Regions from separate parts of the Homo sapiens genome. Here region 2 is linked to region 1. Evidence: chromatin contacts called from ENCODE Hi-C or POLR2A ChIA-PET data. All regions are on one chromosome and are shown on one strand. The core of a region is the stretch at or near the end of the contact, and the rest is flanking DNA. Distances in the headings are between cores, read along the strand shown.

Region 1 (4,297 bases), core at 1,287-3,786:
AGGAGAAACCAACAGTCTCTCCAGTTTTGGTGTGGAATTTGCAGTAGTAGCCTGGGCCAGGGTCCACAGCATTGCACGCATGCTCCACTAGGTCATTTTAGCACACTGCATTTTCTAACTCTTCGTGAACTCAAACTAAGAGAAGACATCATTAGCAACCTGATTTCCGAGTTGTTACTTCCTCTCAATCCCCTAAATCCCCCATGCAGGTAAAATGGGGAACTGTGTGATGGATAGCAGAGCGGGTAGGTGAATGTACATCTGTTGAACAACGCTTCTTGATGAATGGATGGAGACCGATCTGTGTGGAGGACTCTGGGTCGGGGGAGGGCTTTTCCTTATACAGCATTTTCATGAATGGTCTCAATAAAGATATGGAAGGCAGGCTTATCACATTTGCAGATGAAACAAAGCCAGGATAGAAAGGTGATGCTATAGACGATGGAAAGAAAATGCCAAAGGTCTTAGGCTCCAACCAAGTGTGACACCTAACAGAGATGAATGTCAAGTGTCACGTTTAGATCCATGACACAAATCTGTGAATTGATCCACATCGCTGGGGAAGGCCTGACTTTAACTTCCTTCCTGGTTTCCAACTCTTGGTGTCTTTTTGTTCTCCCACAAAGCTTCCTTCTTATCCATGGTTCCTTTCCGTGGATCCCTTTTCTCCCTAAAGTGATCCTGGAGCTGTATGGGAATGTTCCACGCTACCCCTGCTGTGTCCTCTTAGGACAATGCCTTCCAGCCCTCTGGGACCCACCTGGGGGACAGAGTGAGAACTGTGGTTCTCAGAGCCACAAATAGGACAAGCAACTCCATGGACAGAGGTCAGGCAAAGGCTTCATGGGTGCCCGGGAGGAGGCTGCGCCACCGAGCAGGAAGTGGCCACCACAGGTTGCAAGTGGCCGGCTGTGGGATGGGCCTTCGGGCTGCTGGAGACCCCGTTCTGCGTGGCTTCCCGCACCCGATGGCCCGTTCCCCAGTCTTGGAATGCTTGGATCATAAGGGCTCTGATCTTTTGTGAGCTCTGCCGTTTTTGTTTGTTTCAAGATCTTTATCACAGTTAAATAATTTTTTTAGGAGTTTATGTATGGGTAGTTTAAATGTTCTTGAATATGTTTTTTTTCATTTAAAATTTTTTAATCTCTCAATCCTAAATACACACACACACACACACACACACACACACACACACACGCAGACATACACATATGCAGCCTTCTGTGAATATTGGATATGGAACCAATTACTCTAGGTTGCAGTAATTACTTTTATATAACTAGAGTTGGGGACTTGTGAATCAATTCCATACCCATTAGCAATGTACGCGTGAGCCAAGATTTTTTTTTTCTTTCTTTTTTTAACAGGACTGGACAGTGTTGAATCCTTGGGGGGAAGAAAAACCAACACTTTTTTTTTAAGCTGACAGCACATTCCATCCACTCGGCAATGTAGAACTAATGAAGATATAAGTGTAAGAAAACCTATAATTGAATCCAGCACGTAGCAAGCATAGTTGAGCGGCGAGTACACCCAAGCTGAAATCACATGTGCTCCTGTCTAATCCTCTCCGGGCGCCCAGCACAGGGAAATATTTCTGGATTGTGTCTCAGGCTGTGATTTCTATCCAAGGCAGAATAGAAACGGCCTTTTCCCTGGGCAGAGGCTTTGGGCTGTCAGGGGACACCTGAGTTGCCTTTGATAAGGCTGCCGTTTGGATGGTGATTTAAAGAGCAAGTCTAGAAAAAAATAACCTTGAGAAAGAGGAGTGTTTTGGACTAGAGCCCTTCTTGCGCGCTTTCATTCCGCTTCCCTTGCCAGTGTTTCTCAGTTTCCCCCATGGTGGCTGGAGGTGCGTCTGTCCCCACAACCCAGAATTGGGGCAGTCCCTCAGGAGCTGCTTTTCGATCCCAGCCCTCTGGTGTCCAACATTCAGAGCAAGCCCGATCAACCCAGCCCACTAAGTTCCCTGCATCCGAGGACCCCTTTGATGCGTGGATCCGAGTGGGAGGGAGGCCAGAGTGCAACTGTGTTTTCCTTTCAACATTCCTCAGGAGTGATTCACTGCCAGGTGTCCCCAATACCCCCAGCTGCTCCGTCCCCTGCAGTTGTTCCGTAGGGATGAGGCTTTTTGATGCCCTGTCCTTGGCCCTGCCTGGCTTCCTGTCTGGGGCAGGAGAGAGCAGAATGGCCCCCAGAAACTCTGCTCTGGATGTAGGACTGCTTGCTCTGGAAGCTGTGGTGTGTGCCTCTGGCAGGCTGCTCTGACCAGCAAGCGGCAGCTGGATGCTTTGTGCACTGAACTAAGGCTGCGGTGGGTTGAATGTGCATACCTCTGCGTGGCTCCCACAGTACCCACCACTCCCTGTTGTTTCCTGCTCAGTGTAACGTTCTATTTCGTTATCTGGGTTCTCTGCTGGGCAGTGTTTGAGTTTAGACCCTGACCAGAGAGAGGGAGCAGGTGCTGTGCCATGTGGCCACTGTGGCGGATTTATGCAGGGGCACCCACTCCCCGGCTGCCCCTGCCTCCAGGCAGTTGAGCTGAGGGTGTTTGCTCAGCTGCCCTGGCGCCTAGCCTGTGGGGCCATGGCCTTCTGCTTCTAGGCCATGGAAGGTGGCATGGGCCCAGAGAATTGGGCAGGTGTGCTGCCAGGCCCAGTCCCCGGGGCCTTGGGGGCCTGGATTGGAAGCTGCAGGGAGGTCCCTGGGAGTCCTCTGAGCAGGCGGCCTGCGTTGGGACACCCTGGCCTTTTAGCTGTTGAGTCCTAGTTGGAAGGGGCATTCATTCCAGGGACATTCTTTCTGTCTGGAGCAGAGACTTGGCCTGAACCTTGAACCAAAAACCGGAACAAACTGCACTCGTTTGCTCAACCTCGAACCAAATCCAAATATTGTTTATATCGCTGAGAACCAAACCAGGGTTCTGGGGTTTGGTTTGGTTTGTTTTCCCACCAGAGAACATTTAGGGAACAAGGCTGAGCTGCAACAGGACTAGGAGGGAACCTGAAGAGGCCCTTTGTGTGGATTTTGGACTCAGCGAGCTCTCGGTCAGGGGAACACTGCAAGACACAGTTAGGTCTGCAGAGGTTGCACTAGGTGGACTGTAGGGCTGGAGAAGCTATGGGGCCAACGTCTGTCCTGAGGAGAGGACAGTCACAAGTCCACATCTCTGTAAACAGTGCTGTGTGGTGTGGGATGCCCCGTACATTGCTACCAGGCAGCAGTGATGACTAGGGGATGCCAACGGTGGGTACAGAACTGCATACATGGAGGGAACTTTAATGAAATCATGCACCGATTGATTTTTCTGAATTTATTTCCGGTTTACTCTAGGTCACTCAATAGCCATCTGCTTAGCACCTGGCGCCATACTGAGGCAGATCCCAAAGAAACAGCAAAGGGTTGGCCTCCACTCTCTCCGAGTCCTTGGTACACTTTGGGGGCTGGCGCTACAGTGTCTTGGAGATACACTGTCATGTTCAAATAGTGTAGCTCACAAATTCATGTCCCCTTGGAAGCTCAGGATGTGGCCCTATCTGGAAATAGGGTCTTTGTAGATGTAATTCATTAAGGTTCTCATGACAAAAGCGTCCTGGATTTTGAGTGGGCATGAACTCCAATGACTGGTGTCCTTGTAATAAGAGGAGAGGACACACAGCCACACAGGGAGAAGGAGGCCACATGAAGACAGGGGCAGAGGCTGGAGGGAGGCAGCCAGAAGCCAAGGAGGCCAGGGAGGAGTTGCTCCTGGAGTCTTCGGAGGGAGTGCAGACCTGTGACACTGTGAAAGGTGTCCCTTTCCTGTGGGAAAGTAAATATCTGTTGTTTGAAGCCACTCACAGTCACACAAACCAAATAGTGAAGCCCCCGAGATGCCACACTCACACCTCCTTTCTTTGAAAAAGTGAATTCTTCTGCATAATTAGCCACATTTTTGTCATGTGACCTTGCCACCCTGGTCACACATGGTTGGACCCAGGATTGGTTGGACATATGGCAATGCCCATGCTGGATTGGGAGATTTCTCATCAGCTTGTCCTTTGAGAAAAAGAGACACATGCACACAGAGGGGCATCTGGTGGAAGTCAAGATATGGAGCAGGAGGCAGAAACCTGAAAATAGGTTGATGCAGAGAGCGGCAAGAAGCTCTGATGAAGAGAGAGCGAGCGAGAGTGAGAGTGTTAGGGGCAGTCTGCAGAATCGGTGGCCATGTTGCTCACTCAGCAGAAGCACTGTTAGATCCTCCAAGAAGCCTGGGTCCGGCTACTGTGAATGCATTTGCTTCCTAGGCTCCTGC
Region 2 (4,297 bases), core at 467-2,966, 68 kb after region 1:
GGTAAATATCAGCATGCATTCCAATGCAAACACAGACTTGCCTATAGCACAGGCAAGGACATTAAAATTAACATCACATTCACTAGTGTTTGTTCTATTGACAAACACTGCCCAATTTAGGTAGTTGGGATATTAGAAAGCAACTAGTTTAACAGCCACTGTGGTGTATATTAAATGCAGTTAGGTCAAGGGCATGTAACTAGTTTTTGGTGGGCGGTGGGAGGACCCATCCATGTAGGTGTTCAGAACTATGCAACTAATGAGCATATAATAGCAGCCAAGAGCTGCCATTCTCTGAGTGTCTTGCCTGTTCTGGGCACTTCTTCCCCTACAAGCTATCATTTATTTTTATTTTTATTTATTTATATATTTTTTTGAGATGGAGTTTTGCTCTTGTCGCTCAGGCTGGAGTGCAATGACGTGATCTTGGCTCACTGCAACCTCCATCTCCTGGGTTCAAGCGATTCTCCTGCCTCAGCCTCCTAAGTAGCTGGGATTACAGGCACCCACCACCACACCCAGCTAATTTTTGTATTTGTAGTAGAGACTGGGTTTCACCACATTGGCCAGACTGGTCTTGAACTCCTGACTTCAAGTGATCCACCCGCCTCGGCCTCCCAAAGTGCTGGGATTACAGGCATGAGCCACCACGCCCGGCCCAAGCTATCATTTAATGGGAGATAGTCAGATTGCCTGGGTTCGCCTCTCGCTGTGCCATTTACCAACTGTGTAGCCCGGGGCAGTTTACTGATCCTCTCTGTCCCTCTGCTTTCCTCATCTGTAAAATGGGGATGAATCGTGGTCCCTGCACTCATGGCAGAGTTGTGAGGGTGAAGTAGATTCTCCTTCTGAGGCACTGGTGCAGGAGTTGGCTTATAGGAAGCACTCAGCACGCATCCGCGCTTGTTCCTACCTTGTGACTTTCATAACTATGCCATATATGTTTTCTTTGACTCATTTAATAAGTGTATGCTATGGGCTGGCAAAGGGTTGACACACCACCCAAAGCCACATGGCTAGATTGAGGCAGAGCTGGGACTTGATCTCAGACCTTTGTAACTGTGAAACTAAACCCAATGAAGAAGCAGAGCAGGCCCACCTGTGATTTCAGGCAGGTAGATGGGGGACCCAGGAAAAGTGGCTTTGAGCACTCACCTGTTTTTTGTCCTGGGGTTGTGGGAGACAAATTTAATGAGAAGAAATACTGTTGGCCCCAGGGGAACTCCACTTTGGAAAAAAACTACTCTTGTGGCTAGGAAAACACCTCCATGTGCTCATTTGACTTGGAAAGTGAGGCCCTCTGGGCAAAGCTGATGACATGGACCACGTGGCTCCTTCATATAGCAAATATTTTGTAAAATCCCCTTACCATCTTGCCACTAAATAAAATGTATTTATACATATAATCCCTTCCCAAATTCATATAATTCCCAGGTTGTAATAGGAAAGAGACATTAAAGTAAGGTGATTTATCATAAAATAATATGTGTGCCAATACCTAGGCACTGGGCAGGACCACCTGAGAGGGTATATTTAAAGTGATCAGATACATGCTCCAAGTTACAAAGAATGTGTTGGGATTGAAGAGAAGTTAGACACAAATCAGTTGAAGATTGTTGCATCTTTTCCTTAATAGTTAACAGTTTGAGAGCCAGTGAAGTGTGTGTGCACATAAAGCACAGAATTCCCTAGGATGCGGCCGGGCACAGGCATGTTATTGGGGACTCATGTGCCTCGGGCAGCTTCCTTGTCAGTGGTATTTTTTCTGAAATGGTGATTCAAATCTTGGTAAAGTTCCAAATAAAACAAAATGTGATCTTCTCTAAATTTACACAGGAGTTACATTCTGGGAAACTCAGTGTGTATTAAACAGTGCAAAAACGACTTGGTGTTTATGTGTAAGGCTGAGTTGGACTCTAGTCAGACAATTATAAACAGGTTTCTCACCTACATGGGTGTCCGATGGATCATTCAAAAGTATTTGGGAGATGGATTGCACATCAAAATACGAAAGGTAAAATTATGACGTTTGCAACGTTTCTAGAAAGACACAAAGGAGTAGGCAAAGATGACTTAGACAGGACTAAAACTTATTAACCATAAAGAAATGGTTGATGGATTTTATTACTTGAAAATTGACCCATCAAATGACACTCTTATGAGAGTGAAAAGACAAGTCACAGAATGAGAGAAAGTATTTGCAAACCATATATTCATCAAAGAAGTCATAGCCAGAAGAGAGCTACAAATTAGTAAGAGAAAAAGCCTACAACTCAATAGAGAACTGGCCAGAAGACTTGAGTAGGCCCTTTGCAAAGGTTGATATCTGAATGGCCAATGAACATAAGGTGATACCACAGCATAGTTTCCAAAATGGCTAAAATAAAACAGGCAAATAATACTAAGTGTTGACGAGGAAGTGGAGCAATGGGAATTCTCATATTGTGCAAGTGGGAATGTCAAATGACTAAACTTTGGAAAATTCTTTGCAGTATCTACTAAGGTTGCACCTATGCCTGTCCCATGATCTGGCTATTTATTCTTAGGTATATTCCCAGAAGAAATGTGTACATCTGTGCATCAAGAAACATGTGAAAATGTTCAAGGCAGCATTGTTTATAATAACTTCAAGCTGGAAACAACCCATGTGTCCATCAAGAACTATACGCAGCAACATGAAGAATCCACAAACATGAAAATGAGTGAAAGAAGCCAGATGCAAAAAAGGGCACACAGCGTGATTCCATTTATGAGAGGTTTAAAAACAAGCAAAACAAATTGCAGTGCCTAAAAGAGCAGCAGATGTACACAATTGTGCTGATTTTTCTCTCATTTAAAACGGTTCCACAAGTAGTTAGTCCAGGGCTGGTGTCATGGCTCCATGGTCACTGGGGCATTGTGTTCCTCCACGATTTCTGCTTCACCAGGCTTAGCCTTTGCTTCCATCCTCTAGTTTGCCTCATGGCTCAAGATGGCTGCTAGAGCTCCAGCTGTCTCTTATGCATTCCTGGCTGTAGAATGGAGGAAGGAGGAAAGGGTAACGGGACGCTTTACTGGCTATTCTTGTTTAAAGGAGCATCCTTGATCATACTTAATGAGAATCTGGAGTAATTTTCAGGAGATCTCAGAGAGGGTACAAGAGCAACAGGGCCTTGCAAATACAGAAAAGTAGCCTTCCAGGCAATTATAATAGATCTGGGCAGGCATTTTGCAAAGACTATTGCAGGAAAATGGAGCTTATTTAGAAATCGATAGTTGAGTACTCTGTGATTTTAAAATGAGCACAAGGAGACACTGTTGATGCCCAGAATCCTCTACAATTAGCAGCAAGAGCTCTGGAAAACCCAGGGAGGGGGTAGAGGGAAGAAGGTTAGGTTCAGTTGAATCTGGATGCTGGAAGAGAAAGAGGATCCAGCCAGATCCAAACAGACAGCATCCTCAGATGCACCTGCCCAGGGGGCCCCCCACTCCTTAGCAATGAGGGTCTGGTGTGAATGCTGGTTCACTGACACGTGACAAGCACACCTGTGTCCCAGCCATCCCACCCAGGCACCAGGTAAACATCTTCCCAGAGGGCTGACAGGCCACTGAGCCCGTTCCCAGGATACTCCGGACTCTCCCCAGGGCAGTAGCCTCGTTACAGAATTCTATCTGTAAATTTAATCAGTGCAAAACCATATCCATGGTTTTGTGGCGGGATGTAAAGATGACAGCCTTCCTCCTGTGGGGTTGAGACATTCTGGAGCTTCGTGAAAATTCACCATCTGGCTTCTTCCTGGCTGAGCATGGGGACAACCTTCCCATCCAGATGTCCCCATGAGGCAGCACGTTGCCACAGGTACTTGGGTTGGATCTAGCCCCGCTGCTGAGCTTCCTGGGCAAGCCCGGGCAAGTCAGCCAGCACCGTGGGCCTCAGATCCCCCTTTTAAAAGGTGAAGAGGAGAGTACCTGCATCACAGAGCTGTCACAAGGATCAGAGGTATATGTGACAGGAGGAATCGCATGCAGCACTGGACATTAAATGGCGCTATCATGGTGTGGCAGCACACTTCTGAGGCTTCTGGAGTTGTCGTGTTTTGTTAATAATTTATTCAGCTCTCATTCACATACCATACAATTCACCCCCTTAAAGTGTACAATTTGGTGACCTTTAGTGTATTCAGAGCTGCGCAGCCATCATCAGAATCAACTCTAGAACATTTTCATGACCCTGGGCAGAAACCCTGCACTTCACAGCCACCAGCCCCAGCCCCTCCATCCCCCAACCCCAGCCCCCCAAGTTCCTCTGTTCGGTGAA

The links. A loop is a pair of places that touch in the nucleus more often than their neighbours do. ChIA-PET counts read pairs that join two places held with the same protein, here RNA polymerase II (POLR2A). Pooled maps may share reads with other maps.
Region 2: a map of esophagus muscularis mucosa shows a loop between it and region 1 (4-fold over the local background). The contact joins two enhancer-like sites. A Hi-C loop is called at or near these places in 6 of 168 maps with a recorded cell type or tissue (IMR-90, chondrocyte, esophagus muscularis mucosa and 3 more) and 14 of 50 pooled maps. POLR2A ChIA-PET finds 5 or more read pairs at or near these places in 1 of 52 experiments (SK-N-SH).

The regions. Positions count from the first base shown.
Region 1 is chr5:173,497,000-173,501,296 of GRCh38, forward strand. The region is part of intron 11 of LOC105377732 (a long non-coding RNA gene); the gene reads left to right. Among named protein-coding and RNA genes, the nearest start is that of LINC02995, 80 kb to the right of the region's middle. RefSeq lists an enhancer at 1,702-2,368. Within about 2 kb of position 2,537, at least 13 of the 41 ENCODE cell types and tissues checked have a DNase peak (open chromatin) inside an H3K27ac peak, as active enhancers do.
Region 2 is chr5:173,565,920-173,570,216 of GRCh38, forward strand. No RefSeq gene overlaps it. Among named protein-coding and RNA genes, the nearest start is that of LINC02995, 12 kb to the right of the region's middle. RefSeq lists an enhancer at 2,829-4,028. Within about 2 kb of position 1,717, at least 2 of the 41 ENCODE cell types and tissues checked have a DNase peak (open chromatin) inside an H3K27ac peak, as active enhancers do.